Regions from separate parts of the Homo sapiens genome. Here all the other regions are linked to region 1. The links are chromatin loops, found by intact Hi-C in ENCODE. Cell type or tissue: PC-9. All regions are shown on one strand.

Region 1 (8,000 bases):
GTATGAGTACTGTGACACGTGGAAGCATTTGGCTGTATCTGCAGGTTTGGAGCTGGCCATGTGCTGGAAGAGGAAGGCTTTGGGAGGGGAAACCAGGCAACAGCTCCAGGGCTCTGATAGGCTTGGGGCCTCTAGATTCAGGTCACTGCTTTCAGCATGACAGAGGTCTCAGGGCATTTCCATAAAAAGCATTAAAATAGGGTGTAACATATTTAAAGCCAATCTTTCTCAAATCTAAGAAACACAAAACATTGACAAAGCCACACCCACTCAGAAGGGCAGCCTTGTCATTTACTCACCTTCACCGCCACTCAACCAATATTTAAGCACATACTTCATATGAGTCACCACGTTGTATGCTAGGTAATCAATGCTAAGCAAAATAGACAAGTTCCCTGCCTCTTCTAGAGCTTTCGTTCAAATGTAGGCCTGTCTTTTTTTTCTTTTTAAGACAGTTTTATGGAGATATAATTCACATATCACACAACTCACCCACTGAAAGTATACAATTCAAGGCTTTCAGTATTTTCACAGAGTTGTTCAACCATCACCATAATCAGTTCTAGAATATTTTCATTATCTTAAAAGGTAACACAAGGTTTTAAGAAACTAATCACTTAATTATTGAGTTGTAATCATGATTATTCCTTCTACTTCCCTGAAAGAATAAAGCATGTATCATGAGGAGGCCTCTGGTCTTGGGGTTTCGATAAGGCTCTCAGCAAAGTGACATTTGCACTGAGAGCCGATGGCGGAGTAGGAGAAAGCCAGGCAAAAGGAGTGAAGTGAACAGGAGGAGGTAGCAAAAACACAGGTATAAATTAGGCTTTGTGGTGGATCTATGGAACTGAGAAAAGGACATTGAATTTTATTTTAGAGCAATGGGTTTTCTATTGTTTAAAGAGTTTTAAGTTTTCCTGGCTACTCTCATCCTCCATGTCCAGATTTTCATTTCGAAAAAGTATCTCCTGCTGATGGTGAGAGAACGGATTGGAGGGAGGCAAGCATGAAGGCAGGAAGATCAGTCAGGAGCCCATCACAGAAGTCCAGCAAGGAGATGAGAGTGGCCTGGATCAGGACAGTGGAAATGGGGGCAGTGAGTTCATTCAAGATTTATTAGGAACAGAACTGAAAGACCTTGGCAATTGATTCACTGGGAGGAGTGATGACTTCCAAATTTGATGCCTCCACTGCTGGGTATATGGGTTACAGAAGGAAAACTGGAAGAAAAGTAAGATTTTTGAAGTTGGTAGAAAGATCACTAGGGTTTGTGACCAAGCAATTAATGGGTTCACTGTCCAATGCACAGAGGCCAATACCATGGCACTGGCTTTTGAGAAAAGAAAAGTTTTATTGTGAGTCAACCAGCAAGGAGACAGGAGGAAATGCTCAAATCTGTCTCCCCGGCCTGGGGTTTTGGTTGGGTTTTATAAGTGTAGGTTAATGAGGTGTGATCTGATTAGATCTCACAATGAGGTGATGTTGGGAAGAATGATCTGACTGGATTCTGCCATGGGGTGACTCTAGAGCTCGATCTGATTGGATCCTAGATCCTGCCATGTGGTGTCCACTTAATTCCGTCCCCACTCCTTCACCCAAGCACTTAGGTTCCCCCTTTGGCTGCACATTTGGTTCATCTGGGCATGCTCAGGTTATATGACCTCAACCCGGAGATCCATGGCAAATGAAAAACAACTCACAGCTTTGTCACAAAAAGCCAAGCCAGATTGGTCTGGTGTGGTTACAGGCTCAACATTGGATATGTTGACTGAGCTGTCAGGTAGGTAGTTGAATATGACTCTGATATCAGAGGTGAGATCTGGGCTGAAGAAATAAATGTAAGAGTCATTGTTGCACATTGGCCATTGATGTCCTGCAAGTAAATGAGGCCACCCAGGGAGAGATGACAAAGCAGAGAAGGGGCCTCAGGCCAGGTCAAGGGAAGCTCCAACATGTCAATGGTAAATGGAAGAGGATGTGCTGGTAAAGAGGCTGAGGGAGAGCTGCCGAGAAGGAGGAGGTCAACCAGGAGCATGTGATGACCTGGAGCCAAGGGAAGATGGTATTTTAAACGGTGAGAGGATATTTGTTTAAAAGCTGCTGAGAGATGAAGGCTAAGAGAATGTCCTTTGAACTTGACGACATGAAAATTATTGGTGCCCTTAGCAAGAGTCATTTCAGTGACAGAGCAGTTGGTGGAAGAATGGAGGGAATATGTGCAGACAACTCTTCTGAGAACTGTGGCTGCACATGGGAGGAGGAAAATGGCCTGGATGGAGGGCCATGTGGAGTGAGGGAGGAAGGGTTATTTTAAGATGGGGGTGATATAAGCAAACTGTAATGCTAATAGAAAGGATCCAGTGAAAAAGCGGGTAAGAGAGATGACTGCTGGATAAGGTGCTTGAGATGGGGGAGTGGGGCTGAGACCCCAGCACATCCACAGGAACTGGCGTTAGTTGGAAGGGAAACTTGCTTTTGCCTGGTGGGTCCTAGAGCAACAAACCTTGGTTTCACTACAGCCAGCACTGAACCCGGGCCACACTGGAGACAGAGATGTTCTCCAGAAGCCTCACTGGACATCATCTGCTACTCACCTACTCGCCATGCCACTGGGGGTGGGATGAAAGGTCTTCTCTTTGCCCCTCACCAAACACAACTCCCTCTTTCTCTCTTGCATTAAACACATGTTTTGACAACAGGACATCAGAGGTATCCAGGAACCTCATGGATGGAGAACCTATATCTACCTCCTGCCTTCTTGCACAGCTGAGACTTCAATTTATGCCTCACATATCAAAATACCCTTTCTCGATGCCCCCTGCTCCTCAGAGTTCAGATCTTCTATCCTTCACCTCCTCGGGATAGAAATAAATGGCGACACCACATGGTGTGTCAGAAGTATCATATCCCTCCAGAGAGGCAATGTCACCCCAAAACATCATTTCCCCAAACACAGCAAGACTGGCCTTGAAAGGGATTGTGGCAACAGAAGAAAGTGGCTGCTGCCTGACTCCGTACCCCACTTCTGGTTCATGGGGTTCATGAAGCCTCAAGCCTGAGCTGTGCGGGGGGCCACTCCCCATCATTTCCACCTGCACCCACCACTGGGCACACTTTGGCCCGGCCCTGGCCACAGAGGTCAAGTGCATTGGCCTTCCATGCAGCTGCACCATGGTCAGGCAGGGGCAAGAACTGAGCTGGACATTGGGCCACAGGTTTAGGAGGAAGGGAACCACCTGGGCCCCAGAGCAGGAACCCAGTAGTTGTGAGGACATAGGGAATGATGCCCGGGAAGGGTCCTTGAACGGGGAACTAATGTGGTGAATTATTGTAATTGTTATTTTGGAATTTTTTCTGCATTCTCCTTTTTTAAAAAAGTTATTGTGGGTACAGAGTAGGCATATATATATTTATGGGGTACATGAGATAGTGGTGTGTGCCTGTAGACCAAGCTACTTGGGTGGCTGAGGCAGGAGAATGGCTTGAGCCCAGGAAGTCAAGGCTGCAGTGAGCCGAAGTCAAGGCTGCAGTAAGCCCAGGAAGTCAAGGCTGCATGATAATGCCACTGCACTCCAGCCTGGGTGACAGAGTGAGACCTTGTCTCAAAATAATAATAATAACAATAATAATAGGCTGGGTGCCATGACTCACACCTGTAATCCCAGCACTTTGGGAGGCCAAGGCAGGCGGATCACCTGAACTCAGGAATTCAAAACCAGCCTGGCCAACATGGTGAAACCCCATCTCTACTAAAAATACAAAAATTAGCCAGGCGTGGTGGTGGGCACCTGTAATCCCAGCTACTTGGGAGGCTGAGGCAGGAGAATTTCTTGAACCCAGGAGGCAGAGGTTGCAGTGACCCGAGATTGCATCCTTGTACTCCAGCCTGGGTGACAAGAGCGAAACTCAGTCTCAAAATAATAATAATAATAATATTAATAATAACAACAACAACAACAATAGGTCTTATTCATTCTCTCTAACTATATTTTTGTACCCATCAAGTGAAGTATTAACATTGGGAGGATTTGGCAGAGATTCCTGTGTGGGAGGGCTGAGGTCAGCCCAAGGCCCATGCGATCACTCTCCTTCATGCCAACATGGACATATTAAAGTCAGGCTCCCACATGTACAACAATGCAATGTCTGTTAAAAGATTCAAAAATGATCAAGCTTCATTCTTCTGCAGCGTGTGATAGGATAACCACCCTGCAGACCTGCTGTCTTATGGCAAGTAAACTTCGATAATTATATACCATATATTAAAGTGTTATAATACTTTTCAGGGTCCTTTCTCATTTATGATCCTAATTTTAGACTCTGATTAGGGTCACTCCTGGTTCCTCTGCTTCTGATGAGGAGAGGGAGCTGAGAGATCTAAGGAAGAGCACCTGTCCTCCAGTTAATGGGAAAGCGCGGAGAGGGAAGCTGGCCGTTTGCTTCACCTCACACTCCGCACTCCTGCTCTGGGCCTCTTCTCAGTTAACAGAAAAACCAAACTCTATACGATGTTTTAAAGAGGTTGATTCTGACCAATAGGAGTGACCACGGCTCAAGGAAATACAGTCTCAAGGAGTCCTGAGGAAGTGAACCCCATGCGATTGGATTACAGTTCGGTTTTATAATGAGGGAGGCAGGAGTTACAGGCAGAGACATACTTCAGCACTGGGAACCAATACATTGGTTTGGCCCAAAAAGGTGGAATATCTTGAAGCAGGGGCTTAGCGGTTATAAGTGGATTCAGAGATTACTTGATTAAAAGCGTAAGGCTCTTTCTAAAACTTGGAGTCAGCAGAAAGGAATGTTTTAAATTAAGATAAGGATGCTATGTAGCAATATTGAGGGCCTGCAGGTATGACTTAACCCTTGCCTTGCATGGCCTTAGATCTTGTCTATAATTTGGTATCTTATTGTCACAAAGAGTCCATTTTGCTAGTCTTATGATCTCTATTTTAACACTAATGCTGGTCAGCTGGGTATTAAAAGGGAGAGGGGATAATGAGGTATGTCCAGCCTCCCTCCCCATCATTGCCGGGAACTTCTTTTTCTTTTTCTTTTTTTTTTTGCAACGGAGTCTTGCTCTGTCGCCCAGGCTGGAGTGCAGTGGTGCAATCTCGGCTCACTGCAACCTTGGCCTCCCTGGTTCAAGTGATTCTCCTGCCTCAGCCTCCCGAGTAGCTGGGATTACAGATGTGCGCCACCACGCCCAGCTAATTTTTGTATTTTTAGTAGAGATGGGGGTTTCACCATGTTGGCCCGGCTGGTCTCGAACTCCTGACCTCAGGTGATCTGCCTGCCTTGGCCTCCCAAAGCACTGGGATTACAGGCATGAACCACCACGGCCGGCCCAGGAACTCCATTTTTAAGTTTTTTTCTGGGGTTCTCTTGGCCTAGGGAGGGTTTGTTCCATCATTAAGGGGCTTAGGATTTTAGTTTTAGTTGACAAATCCCAGGAAGCTTTCACAGTACAATGTATTTAATCAAAGAGCTGTGACTAAGCTCTATCAAGGATATAAGGGGCCAAGCCAAAGGAAGAAGGAATTGTGTTGGGATCATCCTCCACCTCCACAGCAGAGAAAATTAATGGCACAGTCCCTGATGCATTTGAGAGAACCACTTAGCTAACTGCTGATTCTGCTAGTTCAGGTTATTTACTTACCCACTCAACAGAAGTTGAAAAATCACCTGTATTATTAATTTGCCTAAAACCTTCCAGCTTCAGAATGTGACTCAAGCTATTTTTACAAAGCAAAGTTGGAATTCTAAGCTTTTTGCTTACAAATTACTAAAGTCATTCATCAGCTGTTCACATAAACGCCAGGCTTAGAATTTTTTTTAACCTTCCATTTTTCAGATAAGATCAACATGCACAGGTTTACTGAATTGCTCTAATTCTGATTGCACACTCATATAAAACTACCAAAACAGCCTTTAGTCCCTTTCCTATTTTCAGTCAATCAGATAATTCTATCTCCCTTTAGGCAAATCCCATTCATAATAGATATTTATTGTCCAGTCTCTCTCTCTTTTTTTTTAAATCAATTAGCAAGCATTTATTTAGCCTCTACGACATGTTCAGCTCTGTAGTGGGCACCGGGTGAAGACACCCAACTTATTTAGCCTTTATTGGATACTGAGCTGAATCCAATAAAGTAGAAGCTGAAGCTTCTACTTCAGCTAAAGAAAGTGCTGACCTTCTGAATCATTAATTCGCCAGGGAATCATCTGTGGTCTATAATTGTATGGAGTTACATGGAATCCCTGAATTCAAACATAAAACCCAGTAGAAACTCTAGAGTTCTGGAAGACAAGAGGAAACAAGAAAGGAAGGACTGAATAAGACAGAAGGAGAAGTGCATTTCAGACAAGGGGACCCCCCAAAGTGTGTTTGTTTTGAAGGCTGTGAATAGCTGGGACTGACTCATAGAGGCAGAAAATAGGGAGCCAGTGAAGGTTTATGAGTGAGGTGATTATAGATATTCAATTCTGCTGCAGTGGATAGAAGGTTTTCCTGACAGAACCCTGACTCAGTTGTCAATGAGAGCTGTTCTAGTAGGCAGCTCCCTCATGTAGGGAACAGATAGTGAGACTCGAGTCCTACAAATGGATGGGCAGAGGTCGTAGTACTTACTGGTGGGATAGATCCCCTTAGCAACAGGAAGTCACCTGCTCATCCTGTCAGTGGAAGAACCCAGGAACAAAGGAACCCGCAAGGATATTTGGGGTATGGGAGAAAAAGGGAAGGGGCACATTCATTCCCGACAGTATCGATGTGAGCAGTCCCACCGTTTGATCACGCGTTCCTTAAAGGATTCTAAACTCGCCAGGATAGCATCATTCTTTTCTAATGCAGCAAGAAAAATATCAGGACAACCCAGTCTAGGTCACTGTTCTTTTTAGTGGGGCCCGGGGAGGATGGGGACTGGGAGGTGGACTCTAAGGTGAAAGTAAAAGGTGCCATCCCCTATAGAAGATGTGCTCCTCCAGGTGCAGGTCTGAGTTGTTAGGGACTAAACCTCTGGATTCAAAAGAACCATCCCGCATGAGTACAACCCTGGAAATGCCAGGGCCTGCATGCAGTCTCTGCCGCACACCTCCCCGACCCCTCTGTGGTGCCCCTCAGGGGTTTCACTCCATGTGGGTCCTCACCAGGATCAGGGCAGGGCACAGCTTGGGAAGAAGCCCCTGTCTCTCCTCCTAATCATGGCATACAAAATGCATGGTTTCAACCAAATCCAGGTTTTTCTTTAGAAACCATGGATCTTAAAAGGTGTTGAGTCCTGGACAGGAAGAGATGTTTACAAGCCCTTCTGTGTTTGTCAATCAAAGGTGCCATGCCCATGGGAAGCAATGACCCGAGAGACGACTCCCCCAACCAAATCTCTGGAATTCTAAGGACAGCCATCCTGAACTGGGCTCAGGAGCTCCATTAAGGATGCGGAGGGAAGATGCAATGGAGCAGAGGCAGAGGCAACAGAAATAGAAGAAAGTTTCCATTCTTAGAACAGGGGGGCTGTCAGGCAGGGCACGGTGGCTCACGCCTGTAATCCCAGCACTTTGGGAGGCTGAGGTGGGCGGATCACCTGAGCTCAGGTGTTTGGGACCAGCCTGACCAACATGGTGACCCCGTCTCTACTAAAAATACAAAAATTACCCTGGCATGGTGGCGCACGCCTGTAGTCCCAGCTACTTGGGAGGCTGAGGCACGAGAATCACTTGAACCCAGGAGGCAGAGGTGGCAGTGAGCTGAGATCACACCACTGCACTCCAGCCTGGGAGACAGAGCAAGACTCTGTCTCGAAAAAAAGAAAAAAAAAAATGAAGAACGGGCAGACTGACTCTCCCTCCACTGAGGACACCACTTTAGACTTGCTTTTTCTTAGCCATTGTTGTTGTCGACTAAAGACAAAAATTAAGCTTTTAAAGAATTAAAGTTAGTTTTATTCAGAAGTCTTAATGAGGACAATAGGCTGAGACCTAGGGCCCAGAGCAGATGGGTC
Region 2 (8,000 bases), 57 kb before region 1:
GGAGGAAGGCTCAGACACTGGACCAAATTGAGGACTAGTTAAGACAGGGTCTTATGGAAAGCAGCTTTCCATAAGACACCCCACCAGTGTTCCATGTCAGTTTACCATTGCCATGGCAACGCCTAAGATTTACCACCCCTTTCCATGGCAACACGAGAAGTTACTGCCCCTTACTAGAAATTTCTGAATACTCCATCCCTTAATTTGCATATAATTAAAAGTGGTTATAAATGTGACTGCAGAACTGCCCCTGAGCCGCTGCTCTGGGCGCACTGCCTTATGGGGTAGCCCTGCTCTGCAAGGAGCAGGACCTCTGCTGCGGCCATACACTGCCACTTCAATAACAGCTGCTACCACCACCACCTCACCCTTGAATTATTTCCTGGGTGAAGCCAAGAACTCTCCCTGGCTAAGCCCCAAATTTGGGGCTTGCCCACACTGCATCACAAGTATGTCTTATCATGACTGCTGCTGTCTCTCCCAGTTACTTACATTAGGTGGCTGGTTTGTCTCCCTGACTCTTCTGCTGTTGGTCCCCTTCCTACTACCCTCCACACAAGAGTCAGAGTCATTCGGTGTTTTGTCTCTTTTCCAATAACCAATTCTCTAGTTCTCTGATACCAACTGAGTTTCCTATAATTCAATTCATTTCTGACACTAACTACCCAGAGTTAGCACAGACCTCCACAAGTTAAGGGTTCTACAAGTCCCACAAGACTGCCTGTACTTCAGGGCCCAGCCACAAATGGGGTCCCCAGGCTACCTGCACTTCTTCCTGGCCAACTACTAATTCAAGAGTTCCCACGACTGCTCTCTCTCCTTCAGTTTGATAATTCACTAGGGTGATTCACAGAACTAAGGAAAGTGCTATTCTTACCATTACAGTTTTGTTACAAAGGCTACAACTCAGGAACAGCCAAAGGGAAGAGATGCACAGGTGAAGGCATTGGAAGATTGAGGGTGGGGTGTGCAGAATTTCTGTGCCTTCTCCAGGCAGTTGAACTTCCCAGCACATCAATATGTTCATCCACCTGGAAGCTCACCTACTCTAGTAGTTTCAGAGTTTTAATGGAGCTTTTATTCCATAGGCAGTTTTGATTAAATCATTGGCCACTGGAGAATGAACTCCATCTGCAGTCCCATTCCTCTCCCTAGAGCTAGGAGGTAAGTCTGGAAGTTCTAACCCTCTAAGCAAGGGTTTGTTATTCTGGTGACCAGCCCCACCCTGAAACTCTCTAGGGCTTTCCCACCCCTTGAATCATCTTGTTTACATACAAAAAACACTCCCATCACTCAGCAAATTCCAAAGGTTTTAGGAATTCTGTGCCAGAAACTGGAGATGAAGACCACATGTATTTTTTATATCACCTTCTGCTAAACCACAAGCCATAGTATGTCACAACTCTGTTCAAAATCCTCATTTCCTTAAGAGTAAAAGCCAAGGTTCCCACAATGGCCCATAAAACAATACATTCTAGTCCCCCTGCCCTTCCCCTAACTAACTCCCTTCCAGCCACAAAGACCTCAAATAATCTAGGCAGGTTCCCACTACAGGCTCTGCACAGTTGCTATTTCCTCCAACCAGGTACTCTGCCCCCAGAAACCAAGATGGCTCCTTCCCTCTCTCCTTTTCTCAGAGATCAACTGAGTTGTAAGGCCTTATCTGACCTCCCTATTTAAATTGTGACTCTCTTCTAAGACTCCATTGTTTTATTTTCCTCCAAATCACATATCACCAACTTGCCTACTATGTGTCCTGTTTTATTATCTGATTCCCTCCACGAAAATGGGTCTTCTTCTTCTTGTATTCTTTTTTTTTAATGTTTTGTTGCTATATTATAGTAGTACATATTTTAGGGGTATGTGTGATATTTTGATACCTTTATACAATGTGTAATAATCAAATTAGTATCATTGGGATATACATCACCTCAAACATTTACCTTTTCTTTGTGTTGGAAATGTTAGAATTCTTCTCAATGAATTATTGTTAACTATAATTTCCCTACTATACTAGTGAATACGAGAACTTATTTCTTTTATCTAACTGTATATTTTTACCCCTTAATCCATTTATCTTCGTACCTCCCTTTCCTTTTCCCTTCCCAGCCTTTGGTGACCACCATTCTATCCTTTCCTTCCATGACATCCACCTTCTAAGCTCTCCCATATGAGTAAAACACATGATGTTTGTCTTTCTGTGCCTGGCTTGTTTCTCTTACCATAATGACCTCCAGTTCCATCTATGTTGCTTTAAATGATAAGGTTTCATTTTTTATGGTCAAATAATATTCCATTCTGTATAGGTACATTTTCTTTATGAATTTATTCATTAAGGGACACTTAGATTGGTTCCTTATCTTGGGTATTGTGAATAATGAGGCAATAAATATGGGAGTGAAGATATTGCTTTCAGATACTGATTGCCTTTCTTTTGGTTATATACTTAGCAGTGGAATTGCTGGATCATATAGTAGTTTTATTTTTAGTTTTTTTAGGAACCTCCATACTTTTCCCATAACTGTGTACTACTTTCCTCCCCAACAGTGTATGCATGTTCCCTTTTCTCCACATCCCCGCCAGCATTTGTTATTTTTTGTCTTTTTGATAACAGTCATTCTAACTGAGTGAGATGGTATCTCATTGTGGTTTTGATTTGCTTTCCCTGATGATTAGTGATGTTGGCCATTTTTCATATATCTACTGGCCATTTGTATTTCTTGTTTTGAGAAATGTCGATTCAGGTATTTAATCCATTTTTAAAACCAGATTGTTTGTTTTTTGGTATCGAGTCATTTGAGTTTCCTTTATATTCTAGATATTAATCCCTTGTTGGATGGAGAGTTTGCAAATATTTTCTCCCATTCTTCAGGTTATCCCTTTACTTCTTTTACCATTTCCTTTGCTGTGCAGAAGCTTTTTGGCTTGATGTAATCCCATTTGTATATTTTTGCCTTTGTTGCCTGTGCTTTTGAGGTCTTACTCAAAATCTCTTTGCCCAGATCAATGTCCTGTAGTGTTTCCCCAGTGTTTTCTTTTAGTGGTTTCATAGTTTCACGTCTTACATTTAAGTCTTTAATCCATTTTGAGTTGATTCTTCTTTGTGGTAAAAGATGGAGATCCAGTTTCATTCTTCTACATACAGATATCCAGTTTTCTCAGCACTATTTATTAGAGATTATCCTTTCTCCCAATGTATGTTCTTGATGTCTTTGTCAAAAATAAGTTGCCCTAAGTGTGTGGATTTATTTCTGGGTTCTCTATTCTGTTCCAATGGTCTATGGGTCTGTTTTTGTACCAGTACATGCTGTTTTGGTTACTATAGATTTATAGTATAATTTTAAGTCAGATAGTGTGATATCTCCAGCTTTATTTTGTATCCTATAGCTTGTAGAATTCCTTAATCAGTTCTAGTAGTTTCTGAGTCGAGTGTTTAGGTTTTTCTAAATATAAGTTTGTTTCATCTGTAAACAAGTACAATTTGACTTCATTCCAGTTTGGATGCCCTTTACTTTTTTTAATCTTGTCTAATTACTCTAGCTAGGACTTTCAGTACAATGTTGAATAAAAGTGATGAAAGTAGGCATTCTTGTCTTGTTCCAGATCTTAGTGGAAAGGCTTTCAATTTTTCCCCATTCAGTATGATATTAACTGTGGATTTGTCATACATGGTCCTTATCAAGTTGAAGTATGTTTCTTCACCAATTTTTTGAGAGTTTTTTTCATTAAGTGATGTTCAATTTTCTTGAATGCTTTTTAAATATCTATTGAAATAGGGGGAAGGGCGTCCTCCATTGCTGAGGCTTGAGTAGCTCACAGTGTAAACAAAGAGGCCTGGAAGCAAGAACTGGGTGGAGCCCATCCCAGCTCAGCAAGGCCTACTGCCACTATAGATTCCACCTCTGGGGGCAGGGCATAGTAGAACAAAAGGCAACAGACAGCTTCTGCAGACTTAAACTTCCCTGTCTGACAGCACTAAAGAGAGCAGTGGTTCTCTCAGCACAGCATTCCAGCTCCAAGAATGGACAGACTGCCTCCTCAAGTGGGCCCCTGACCCCTGTGTAGCCTGACTGGGAAACACCTCCCAGTATGGGCCGACAGACAACTGAAACAGGTGGGTGCCCCTCCAGGATGAAGCTTCCAGAGGAAGGATCAGACAGCAATACTAGCTGTTCTGCAGCCTTCGCTGGTGATACTTAGGCAAACAGGGTCTGGAGTGGACCTCCAGCAAACTCCAACAGACCTGCAGCTGAGGGACCTGACTGTTAGAAGGAAAACTAACAAACAGAAAGGAATAGCATCAACATCAACAAAAAGGACACCCACACCAAAACCCCATCTGTAGGTCAGCAACATCAAAGAACAAAAGTAGATAAAAAACCACAAAGATGGGAAGAAACCAGAGCAGAAAAGCTGAAAATTCCAAAAACCAGAGCGTCACTTCTCCTTCAAAGGATTGCATCTCCTCGCCAACAAGAGAACAAGACGGGATGGAGAATGACTTTGATGAGTTGAGAGAAGTAGGCTTCAGAAGGTCGGTAATAACAAACTTCTCCAAACTAAAGGAGGATGTTTGAACCCATTGCAACGAAGAGAAAAACTTCGAAAAAAGGTTAGACGAATGGCTAACTAGAATAAACACTGTAGAGAAGACTTTAAACGACATGATGGAGCTGAAAACCATGGCATGAGAACTTCTTGATGCAAGCACAAGCTTCAATAGCTGATTCAATCAAGTGGAAGAAAGGATATCAGTGATTGAAGATCATATTAATGAAATAAAGCAAGTAGACAAGATTAGAGAAAAAAGAGTGAAAAGAAACGAACAAAGCCTCCAAGAAATATGGGACTATGTGAAAAGACCAAATCTACGTTTGATTGGTATACTGGACAGTGACAGGGAGAATGGAACACAGTGTAGAAAATGCTATTCAGGACACTATCCAGGAGAATTTCCCCAACCTACCAAGGCAAGCCAACATTCAAATTCAGGAAATACAGAGAACACCACAAAGATATTCCTCGAGTAGAGCAACCCCAAGACACACAATTGTCAGATTCACTAAAGTTGAAATGAAGGAAAAAACGTTAAGGGCAGCCAGAGAGAAAGGTCAGGTTACCCACAAAGGGAAGCCCATCAGACTAACAGCAGATCTCTTGGCAGAAACCATACAAGCCAGAAGAGAGTGGGGGCTAATATTCAACATTCTTAAAGAAAAGAATTTGCAACTCAGAATTTCATATCCAGTCAAACTAAGCTTCATAAATGAAGGAGAAATAAAATCCTTTACAGACAAGCAAATGCTGAGAGATTTTGTCACTACCAGACCGGCCTTACAAGAACTCCTGAAGGAAGTGCTAAACATGGAAAGGAACAACCGGTACCAGCCACTGCAAAAACATGCCAAATGGTAAAGAATATCCAAGCTATGAAGAAACTGCATAAACTAATGGGCAAAATAACCAGCTAACATCATAACGACAGGATCAAATTCACACATAACAATATTAACCTTAAATGTAAATGGGCTAAATGCCCCAATTAAAAGACACAGACTGGCAAATTGGATAAAGAGTCAAGACTCATCAGTATGCTATATTCAGGAGACCCATCTCACATGCAAACACACGCATAGGCTCAAAATAAAGGAATGCAGGAAGATCTACCAAGCAAATAGAAAGCAACAACAACAACAACAACAACAACAACAAACCAGGGGTTGTGATTCTAGTCTCTGATAAAACAGACTTTAAACCAACGAAGATCAAAAGAGACAAGGAAGACCACTACATAATGGTAAAAGGATCAATTCAACAAGAAGAGTTAACTATCCTACATATATATGCACCCAATACAGGAGGACCCAGATTCATAAAGCAAGTCCTTAGAGACCTAAAAAGAGACTTAGACTCCCAGACAGTAATAATGAGAGATTTTAACACCCCACTGTCAATATTAGACAGATCAATGAGACAGAAGATTAACAAGGATATCTAGGACTTGAACTCAGCTCTGGACCAAGAAGGCCTAATAGATATCTACAGAACTCTACACCCCAAATCAACAGAAGATACATTCTCAGCACCACATCACACTTATTCTAAAATTGACCACATAGTTGGAAGTAAAGCACTCCTCAGCAAATGTAAAAGAACAGAAGTCACAACAAACTGTCTCTCAGACCACAGCACAATCAAATTAGAACTCAGGATTAAGAAATTCACTCAAAACCACCCAACTGCATGGAAACTGAAGAACCTGCTCCTGAATGACTACTGGGTAAATAATGAAATGAAGGCAGAAATAAAGATGTTCTTTAAAACCAATGAGAACAAAGACACAGTGTACAAGAATCTCTGGGACACATTTAAGGCAGAGGGTAGAGGGAAATTTATAGCACTAAATGCCCACAAGAGAAAGCAGGAAAGATCTAAAATTGACATCCTAACATCACAATTAAAAGAACTAGAGAAGCAGGGCAAACACATTCAAAAGCTAGCAGAAGGCAAGAAATAACTAAGATCAGAGCAGAACTGAAGGAGACAGAGACACAAAAAACCCTTCAAAAAAATCATTGAATCCAGGAGCCGGTTTTTTGAAAAGATCAACAAAATTGATAGACTGCTAGCAAGACTAATAAAGAAGAAAAGAGAGAAGAATCAAATAGATGCAATAAAAAATGATAAAGGGGATATCACCATCGATCCCACAGAAACACAAACTACCATCAGAGAATACTATAAACACCTCTGCACAAATAAACTAGAAAATCTAGAAGAAATGGATAAATTCCTGGACACATACACCCTCCCAAGACTAAAACAGGAAGAAGTTGAATCTCTGAATAGACCAACAACAGGCTCTGAAATTGAGGCAATAATTAATAGCCTACCAACCAAAAAAAGTCCAGGATCAGATGGATTCACAGCCAAATTCTACCAGAGGTACAAAGAGGAGCTGGTACCATTCCTTCTGAAACTATTTCAATCAGTAGAAAAAGAGGGAATCCTCCCTAACTCTTTTTATGAGGCTAGCATCATCCTGACACCAAAGCCTGGAGGAGACACAACAAAAAAAGGGAATTTTAGACCAATATCCCTGACGAATATCAATGCGAAAATCCTCAATAAAATACTGGCAAACTGAATCCAGCAGCACATCAAAAACCTTATCCACCACGATCAAGTCACTTTCATCCTTGGGATGCAAGACTGGTTCAATATATGCAAATCAATAAAAGTAATCCATCACATAAACAGAACCAATGAAAAAAAACACATGATTATCTCAATAGACGCAGAAAAGGCCTTTGACAAAATTCAACAGCTCTTCATGCTAAAAACTCTCAATAAACTAGGTATTGATGGAACGTATCCCAAAATAATAAGAGCTATTTATGACAAACCCACAGCCAATATCATAATGAATGGACAAAAACTGGAAGCATTCCCTTTGAAAACCAGCACAAGACAAGGATGCCCTCTGTCACCACTCCTATTCAACATAGTGTTGCAAGTTCTGGCCAGGGCAATCAGGCAAGAGAAAGAAATAAAGCATATTCAATTAGGGAAAGAGGAAGTCAAATTGTCCCTGTTTGCAGATGACATGATTGTATATTTAGAAAACCCCATCGTCTCAGCCCAAAATCTCCTTAAGCGGATAAGCAATTCAAGCAAAGTCTCAGGATACAAAATCAATATGCAAAAATCACAAGCATTCCTATACACCAATAATAGACACACAGAGAGCCAAATCATGAGTGGACAAAACTGACAAAAACAAGAAATGGGGAAAGTATTCCCTATTTAATAAATGGTGCTGGGAAAACTGGCTAGCCATATGTAGAAAGCTGAAACTGGATCGCTTCCTTACACCGTATACAAAAATTAACTCAAGATGGATTAAAGACTTAAAAGTAAGTCCTAACACCATAAAAACCCTAGAAAAAAACCTAGGCAATACCATTCATGACATAGGCATGGGCAAAGACTTCATGACT
Region 3 (8,000 bases), 130 kb before region 1:
GGAGGTAGCTATTAGCAGTCTGAATAAAAGGGAAAAGGGGGCTTTAAAGCAACCCTAAGGCTTGTTTTTGAGAAAAAGATCTCATCTCCTCATTCCTGTGGCTCCCTAACCCCCTGTGTGCCTCCCCTCCACAGATGTCTTTGAGTCTCTGTCTTGCAGTGATGTACGAGGCCAAGCTCCCTCCCCATAGGCCATCGAGCCAGATGATTCATGCTGAACAATCTAGTACATTCTAACACAGCCTTCTGTGAAAGGCAGCTTGGCTCCAAAGCTGCAAAATACAAAGCCTTTCACAGCAACAGCCAAACAGGTAAATAAATGAATCAATACTCAAGCACTCAGCACATTCACGCATATTTACTATGGGAACACGCTGGACCAGGCCCAATACCTGGGCTCCTAACTGTGCTAGTCAATATCACTTGTCAATTAAAACCTAAAGGAGTTTTATCACTCCCCCTGACACCCCAGACTCCTGGCTCATAAAATGGATTTCAAGTCAGTGTAAATAGCTTGCTTTGCCCAGCAGCTGTGTTCCTGAAAAGTTTCTTGTAAATCAAATCATCTTTTAAAATGCATGAAACTTTCTGCTTAAAAGGAACCCTGTGATTAATCCTTTTGTAAGGCAAAACATCTTCCTGTAATATAAAAAATACTACTACCACCTCCCCCCATCTGGCTCTTCCTCCCCTTGCCACCTCCTGGTTACCACCTGCCCACCTCCACTCCATTCCATAGGTCAGCTTTAGGTGCAAATACCATTTTTAAAGAGGATTCACATTTTTGTGACTTGGAAGCAAACCAAGACCCATCTTTTTAACATGTATCTTACAAATATCCTGGTTGAAAAGCCTGCAGAATATACATCACTTGTTTGCAGATACCACAATACACAATCACCAGAAATGCTGATGAGCTTGGCTATGAAAGGAATGAGCTGATGCTCTCTAAGAGGATGGCTTATCATCCCTTACTCAAAACAAAATCGAAGGCAGCATCTTGGAAGGCAGGTGGAGACACGATTAAGGACGCCTTTACTTCCCCTCCCCAGCTCACGCCACTGCTTCCTGCTAGTGAAGATTGAAAAGAAGAATGAATCATGGAAAATACCATTCTCCAAATGTCATTGGGAACATCAGTCTATACTTCTGCCTAAAAATGAGACTAAAGACTAGCCCCATGTTTCTCCTTCTTCCAACATTTCAGATTTTTGCCATGCCTGTGAGCCACCTGTAGCATTACTTACTCGGTTTTAGTTAAATTGACTTCTTCTTACTTAGCCTCATGAGAACTGAGGGCCAAGGAAGAGCTTTCCCCTTGACCCTCTGAAGTTCTGCTGAAAAATCAACTCACAAAAGGCAGACAAATGTGTGTAATATGTATACACAGGAACCTTGAGAATGATGATGTAATTCCCTGGTTAGGTTCCAAAGCTTGCATAGCATCTCGAGGTTATAGAAATAATGCATGCTCAGAGCATGGCCCAAAACAGGTTAGGTTGGTAGATCAAGTTTAGTGCCAAGGCAGGTTATGAGAAGGGGAGAGGAAGGGGCCTGGCTACCAAAGGGGGTCTCATTATGTAGAGTAAGCCTCTTGGGTGGCAGCCCTAAAGAGAACATATGGTAAATGTCCCTTTTCTGACATTTAAAGGGTCAGACTCTCAATCTCCCATAGATCCAGGAAAGGCCTAGAAACGGAAGGCCTGGCTGCATCCATGGAGATTCTCTACAGATGCAAATTTCCCCCACAAAAGACAGCTTTGCAAGCCACTTCTGTCTGTTGGCTCTGTGGCAGCCATTTCAAAATATGTCAAATAAATAGATTTTGGAGTAAAATATCTTTATTTCCTTCAAGAAGCAATGAGATCCATGAAATTGCAGGTTTCAGATGTAGTTATATCTTTTCTAGAACACGTTAATGTGAGCTTATAACTGAAACCACCTTTGGAAAAATTATAACAGTGAGAAAATTATGACAATGAATGAGATCTGATCTAACTCACTTCCATCTTGCCTTTAACCTCCAAACTGCCCTAATTATTCCTGGGCCTAGTCCAAGTTAACTCTGGGAGACATTTAGTTTATACTTCAAATGGTAATATCCCTTCCCCGAAACTCTACCACTTTTGTAAGGCTAATGAAAGACCACCAGGTCAGGAGGATGACATGAGCCTGAATTCTGCTAACATGTAAAGGATTACCAGTCATTATGCTGGGGTTCACAAGATTTGCAACTTTCCCAATTATTCCTGCAGATAAATCACTCTTGTAGAACATAAGATTAGCCTCTTAAGATGTCTTTTCAGGTTTTTTCATTTCTGATGACAGATGGCTCCACCTGGACCTACCAAGGGGTCCGGTGGTCCCACTCAGAAGCAGACTGAGCATGCAGGAGGATCACTTTCCACACCCCTATGATGGCATCCTCAACCAATCAACAGCACCCATTCTCTGGCCTGCCAAACTATCCTTGAAAAACCCTAGTCTCCACATGTTCAGGGAGACTGATTTGAGTAATAAAATTCCAGTCTCCCATTCAGCTGGCTCTTCTTGAATTAAACTCTTACTCTAATGCAATTCCCCCATCTTGATAAGTCAGCTCTGCCTGACCAGCAGGCAAAATTAACACATTGGGCGGTTACATAACTATGTAAAAATGGGTTCATCCAGGTGCTACCTAAAGTCATCCTGTGGGCCACTATTGATACACGTACCACACTTTGCCACCACACTTTGAATGGACAAGGTAACCAAATATGATTGAGCCATGCTAGTCTTAATTCCCTTACCATTGTTTGCCTACCTGCGCCTGCATTCACTCAACAAACATTGGTATCTACCATGTATGGTCATTGTACAAGGCATGAATGAGGAGAGAGGAGAGACTCTGTGCCTTTGAGAGCTTACGGTTTGGTGGAGGAGGCTGAAAGAGAGAGAGTTGTGATCTAGCATGTTGTACAAAGAACTGGAGGAACACAGAAGAGACATGAGCTCTACTTCAGGAATAGGAACTTCAAAGACAGCACTTTGGCTGGGCTTAGAAGGGTGAACAAGATTTGCTCTGATGAGGGGAGCGAAGAGAAGACATTCCAGGAGAGAAAATAGCAGTGTACAAAGGCTCAGAGGTATGTGACAGGAAGATGCAGGCAGAAGGGGTGGGTGCTCTGGCTGGCAGGAGAGGGAACAACAGTTTTTAAAAATCACATGATGGGAGTCTTTGGTGTAGACTTGGTGATAATGTCCTCAAGGTTAATCCATATTTTTGCAGGTAACAGACTTCCTTCCTCTTAAGGCTGAATGATATTCTATTACAAGTTGTTATAGATTGAATTGTGCCCTTACCCAAGTGTAGAAGCCTTAGTTAACCCCCAATATAACTATATTTGGAAATAGGGCCTTTAAAGAGGTAATTAGGGTTACATGAAGTCGTAAGTGTAGAGCCCTAACCTAATAGGACTACTGTCTCTATAGGAAGAGGAAGAGACACCAGGGAGGCACTTACACAGAGAAGGGATGAATGGAAGGACATGGCAGGAAGGCAGTCCCCTGCCAGCCACGGAGAAAGGCCTCAGATAACCCAACCCTGCCACACCTTGATCTTGGACTTGTAGCATCCGCAGCTGTAAGAGAATAAATTTCTGTTGTTTAAGCCACCCAGTTTGTGATATTTGGTTATGGTGGCACTAACAAATTAATAAATATGTATATATGTGTGTATCCATTCATCTGTCAATGGACATTGGGATTGCTTCCACCTTTGGGCTATTGGGAATCATGCTGCTATGAACATGGGTGTGCAAAGATCTCTTCAAGACCTTGCTTTCAATTCTTGTGGATATATATCCAGAAGTGGAATTGCTGAATCATATGGTAATTCTATTTTTAATTTTCTTGAGGAAGTTTCATACTGTTTTCCATAGCAGCTGTGCCATTTTACATTCCCAGCAGCAGTGCACAAGGGTTCCTATTTCTCCATATCCTCACTAACACTTGTTTTCTGTGGTTTCTTTTTTTTTTTTTTTTAATAGCAGCCATTCTAATCGGTGGGAGGTGGTATCACATGGTAGTTTTTCTTTGCGGTTCCCTAATGATCAGTAATTCAGTGATATTGGGCATCGTTTCATGTGCTTATTGGCCATCTGTAAATCTTTGGAGATTCAATGTATATTCAAGTCCTTTGAACATTGCTGAATTATGTTGTTTCCTTTTTTGGTGTTGAGTTTTAGGAGTTTACTATATATTATGGATATTAATCCATTATCAGTGTCTTCTTATATTAATAAGAAAAATAAAATGAAACAGTGGTAAAGTGTTGGGGCAGCAAAAATTTGGGGGGATGGTATGGAGAGATAACGGGCGATGTTTCTCAGAGCTGCTTTGAGTGGGATTAGGGGTGGGATGGGAACCTAGAGTGGGAGAGATTAAGCTGAAGGAAGATTTTGTGGTAAGGGGTGATATTGTGGGGTTGTTGGAAGGAGCATTTGTCATATAGAATTATTGGTGATGGCCTGGATATGGTTTTGTATGAATTGAAAAACTAAACGGAATAAGAGAAGGAGAAAAACAGGTATTAAAGGACTAAGAATTGGGAGGACCTAGGACATCCAATTAGAGAGTGCCTAAGGAAGTTCAGCATAGCCCTGCCAGCAAAGATTATTTATTTAAGAGTTGAGAGTGGTGGTTTGGGGATAGCACCAGGAGATATCAGCTGTGATGGCTTGGAGAAACAGTGTAAACTGGCAGTGTAAACAAGGGCAGGGCATTTATGAGTAGTTGAGAATGGTGAATAGGAGTATGACTAGACAGAAGATAGTAGAGATGACAAGTTTTTTGGGGCACAGTCCAAATTGACCTGGTGTCTGGAATGAGACTGGGCCCTAAGAAAAAGGAGGGTCTACACAGGAGCTCAAATGGGCTGTACCCTGTAGCATTCCAAGGACAGGCCCAAATTCTCAGAAGGGAAAGTGTTAAGAGTATTGTCCAGTCCTTTTTAAGTTGGTGGCTGAGCTTGGTGAGGTGTGTTTTTAAAAGACCATTAGTTCACTGAGTACCAAGAGCCTGAGAAACTGCTTGGGTGAGTTGACTAATAAAGGCTGGTCCGTTATCAGACTGTATAGAGGTAGGAAGGCCAAACCGAGGAATTATATCTGACAGATGGGAAGAAATGACTGCAGTGGCCTTCTCAGACCCTGTGGGAAAGGCCTCTACCCATCCAGTGAAAGTGTCTACCCAGACCAAGAGGTATTTTAGTTTCCTGACTCGAGGCATGTGAGTAAAGTCAATTTGCCAGTCCTGAGCAGGGGCAAATCCCTGAGTTTGATGTGTAGGGAAGGGTGGGGGGGGTGCCTGAACAATCCCTGAGGAGTAGTAGAATAGCAGATGGAACACTGAGAAGTGATTTCCTTAAGGATAGATTTCCACGATGGAAAGGAAATGAGAGCTTCTAAGAGGTGGGCTAGCAGCTTGTAACCTACATGGAAGAGGTTATGAAATGATGACAGGATAGAATGGGCCTGTGAGGCTGGAAGGAGATATTTTCCATGGTCTAAGAACTATTTGCCTTGTGTGGGAAGAGATTGATAGGTGGAAGTTTTAGTCGGGGAGTAGGTGGGAGTGGCCAGATGAGAAGGAGGAAAACTGCCGTGAGTGATAGAAGTTGGAATGCTAGCTGCTTTTTTAGCTAACTTATCAGCATAAGCATTGTCCTGAGCCATGGAATCTGATGCCTTTTGATGGCCTTTGCAACAAATGACTCCAGCTTCCTTTGGAAGTAAAGCAGTTTTGAGAAGCATTTTTATTAAAGAGGCATTAATGATGGAGGACCCTTGCATAGACAGGAAACCTCTTTCAGCCCATATAAGAGCATGGTGGTGCAGGACATGGAAGACATATTTAGAGTCAGTATAAATATTGATGTGTAGTCCCTTTGCAAGAGTGAGGGCCTGAGTTAAGGCAATAGTTCAGCTTGCTGAGAGGTAGTGGAGGGGGCAGAGTGGTAGCCTCAATGATAGGTGTGGAAGATACTATAGCATAGCCTGCCTTTGCTGGTGAGTGGCGATTAGGCCTAGTGGAACTGCCATCAATAAACCAAGTGTGTTCAGGGTGAGGAACAGGAAAGAAGGAAATATGGGGAAATGGAGTGAATGTCAGGTGGATCAGAAAGATACAGTCGTGGGGGTCAGGTGTGGTATCAGGAATAATGTGGGAGGCTGGATTGAAGTCCGGAACAATGGTAATTGTGGGAGACTTAACAAAGAGTGAGTATAGCTGAAGGAGCCGGGGAGCAGAAAGTATATGCATCAGGTGGGAGGAAGAAAATAGATTTTGGAAGTTATGAGAAATGTACAGAGTGAGTTGAGCATAGTTTGTGATTTTGAGGGTCTCTAAAAGTATTAAAACAGTGGCAGCCACTGCACGCAGACATGAGGGCTAGGCTAAAAGAGTAAGGTCAAGTTGTTTGGACAGAAAGGCTATAGGGCGTGGTCCTGGTCCTTGTGTAAGAATTGCAACCACACAGCCCTGCACTTCGGCTGTGTGTAATGAAAAAGGTTGGGATGAGTTAGGGAGATCTAGTGTGGGAGCAGCTTTTAGGGCTGTTTTTAAGGAACAGAAAGGGGAGTGGGGAAAGGATTTAGGCTCTGTGGGGTCAGCTAGGATTTAGGCTCTGTGGGGTCAGCTAGGTTTGCTTTTGTGAGTTTATATAATGGTTTAGTCAGGATGGTAAAACTAGGTATCCTAGGTACCTAGGTACCTAGGCAGAAGTACCTAACCATGCCTAGGGAGGAAAGGAGTTGTTTTGTAGAAGGGATTTGGGTTTGGGAGATTAGCTGGACATGATCAGCAGGAGAGCACTTGTGTTTTCATGAGAATTATGCCGAGATAGGTAACAGATGAGGAAGAAATCTGGGCTTGACTGAAGTAATGGGGGCTGTCTGTGAAGCCTTGAGGCAGTACAGCCCAGGTAATTTGCTGAGCCTGATGGGTGTCAGGGTCAGTCCAAGTGAAAGTGAAGAAAGGCTGGGATAAAGGGTGCAAAGGAATAGTAAAGAAAGCATGTTTGAGATCCAGAACAGAATAATGGGTTGTGGAGGGAGGTATTGAGGATAGGAGAGTATATGGGTTTGACACTACAGGGTAGATAGGCAAAACAATTTGGTTGATAAGGCACAGATCCTGAACTAAGCTGTAAGGCTTGTCTGGTTTTTGAACAGGTAAAATGGGGGAATTGTAAGGAGAGTTTATAGGCTTTAAAAGGCCATACTGTAACAGGTGATGGATAACAGGCTTTAATCCTTTTAAAGCATGCTGTGGGATGGAATATTGGCATTGAGTGGGGTAAGGGTGATTTGGTTTTAATGGGATGGTAAGGGGTGTATGATCAGTCACCAAGGAGAGAGTAGAGTTGTACTATACTTGTGGATTAAGGTGGGGAGATACAAGGGAAGGATGTGAAGGAGGCTTTGAACTGGGGAAAAGGGCGGCAATGAGGTGTGGCTGTAGCCTTGGAATAGTCAGGGAAGCAGCTAATTTAGTTAAAATGCCTAGACCTAATAAGGGAACTGGACAGGTTGGGATAACTGAAAAGGAGTGCATAAAAGAATATTGTCCAAGTTGGCACTAGAGTTGGGGAGTTTTAAGGGGTTTAGAAGCCTGGCCATCAATACCCACAACAGTTATGGAAGCAAGGGAAACAGGCCCTTGAAAAGAAGGTAATGTGGAGTGGGTAGCCTCCATATTGATTAAGAAGGGGAAGGACTTACCCTCCACTGTAAGAGTTACCTAAAGCTCGGTGTCTTTAATGGTCCTGTAGGCTTCCGAGGCGATCAGGCAGTGTCAGTCTTCAGCAGCTAAGCTGAGAAGATCTGGAAAGGAGTCAGTCGGAGAGCCTTGGGCCAGAGTTCCAAGGGCTCTAGGAGTGGCTGCTGGGTGAGTTGGACAGTCTAATTTCCAGTGGGGTCCCACACAGATGGGACACAGCTTAGGAGGAATCCCGGGCTGTGG

What was found. A loop is a pair of places that touch in the nucleus more often than their neighbours do. Peaks named below come from ENCODE experiments on the same cell type or tissue, not always from the same donor. Only the 100,000 strongest peaks of a DNase experiment are listed, where the experiment ranks them.
Region 2: it touches region 1 in a loop (2.1-fold over the local background); 3 of 110 quality-filtered maps call a loop at or near these places.
Region 3: a loop joins it to region 1, with 2.1 times the contacts of the local background. A loop is called at or near these places in 2 of 110 quality-filtered maps.

The regions. Positions count from the first base shown.
Region 1 is chr16:47,713,516-47,721,515 of GRCh38, reverse strand. No RefSeq gene overlaps it. Among named protein-coding and RNA genes, the nearest start is that of LINC02133, 140 kb to the left of the region's middle. RefSeq lists an enhancer at 2,582-3,082. In PC-9, no CTCF peak of the experiment used is centred here; a DNase peak (open chromatin) is centred at 4,805.
Region 2 is chr16:47,770,709-47,778,708 of GRCh38, reverse strand. No RefSeq gene overlaps it. Among named protein-coding and RNA genes, the nearest start is that of LINC02133, 84 kb to the left of the region's middle. In PC-9, a CTCF peak has its summit at 3,935; a DNase peak (open chromatin) is centred at 3,848; H3K27ac peaks cover 365 bases.
Region 3 is chr16:47,840,836-47,848,835 of GRCh38, reverse strand. No RefSeq gene overlaps it. Among named protein-coding and RNA genes, the nearest start is that of LINC02133, 14 kb to the left of the region's middle. RefSeq lists an enhancer at 1-333. In PC-9, no CTCF peak of the experiment used is centred here; no DNase peak of the experiment used is centred here.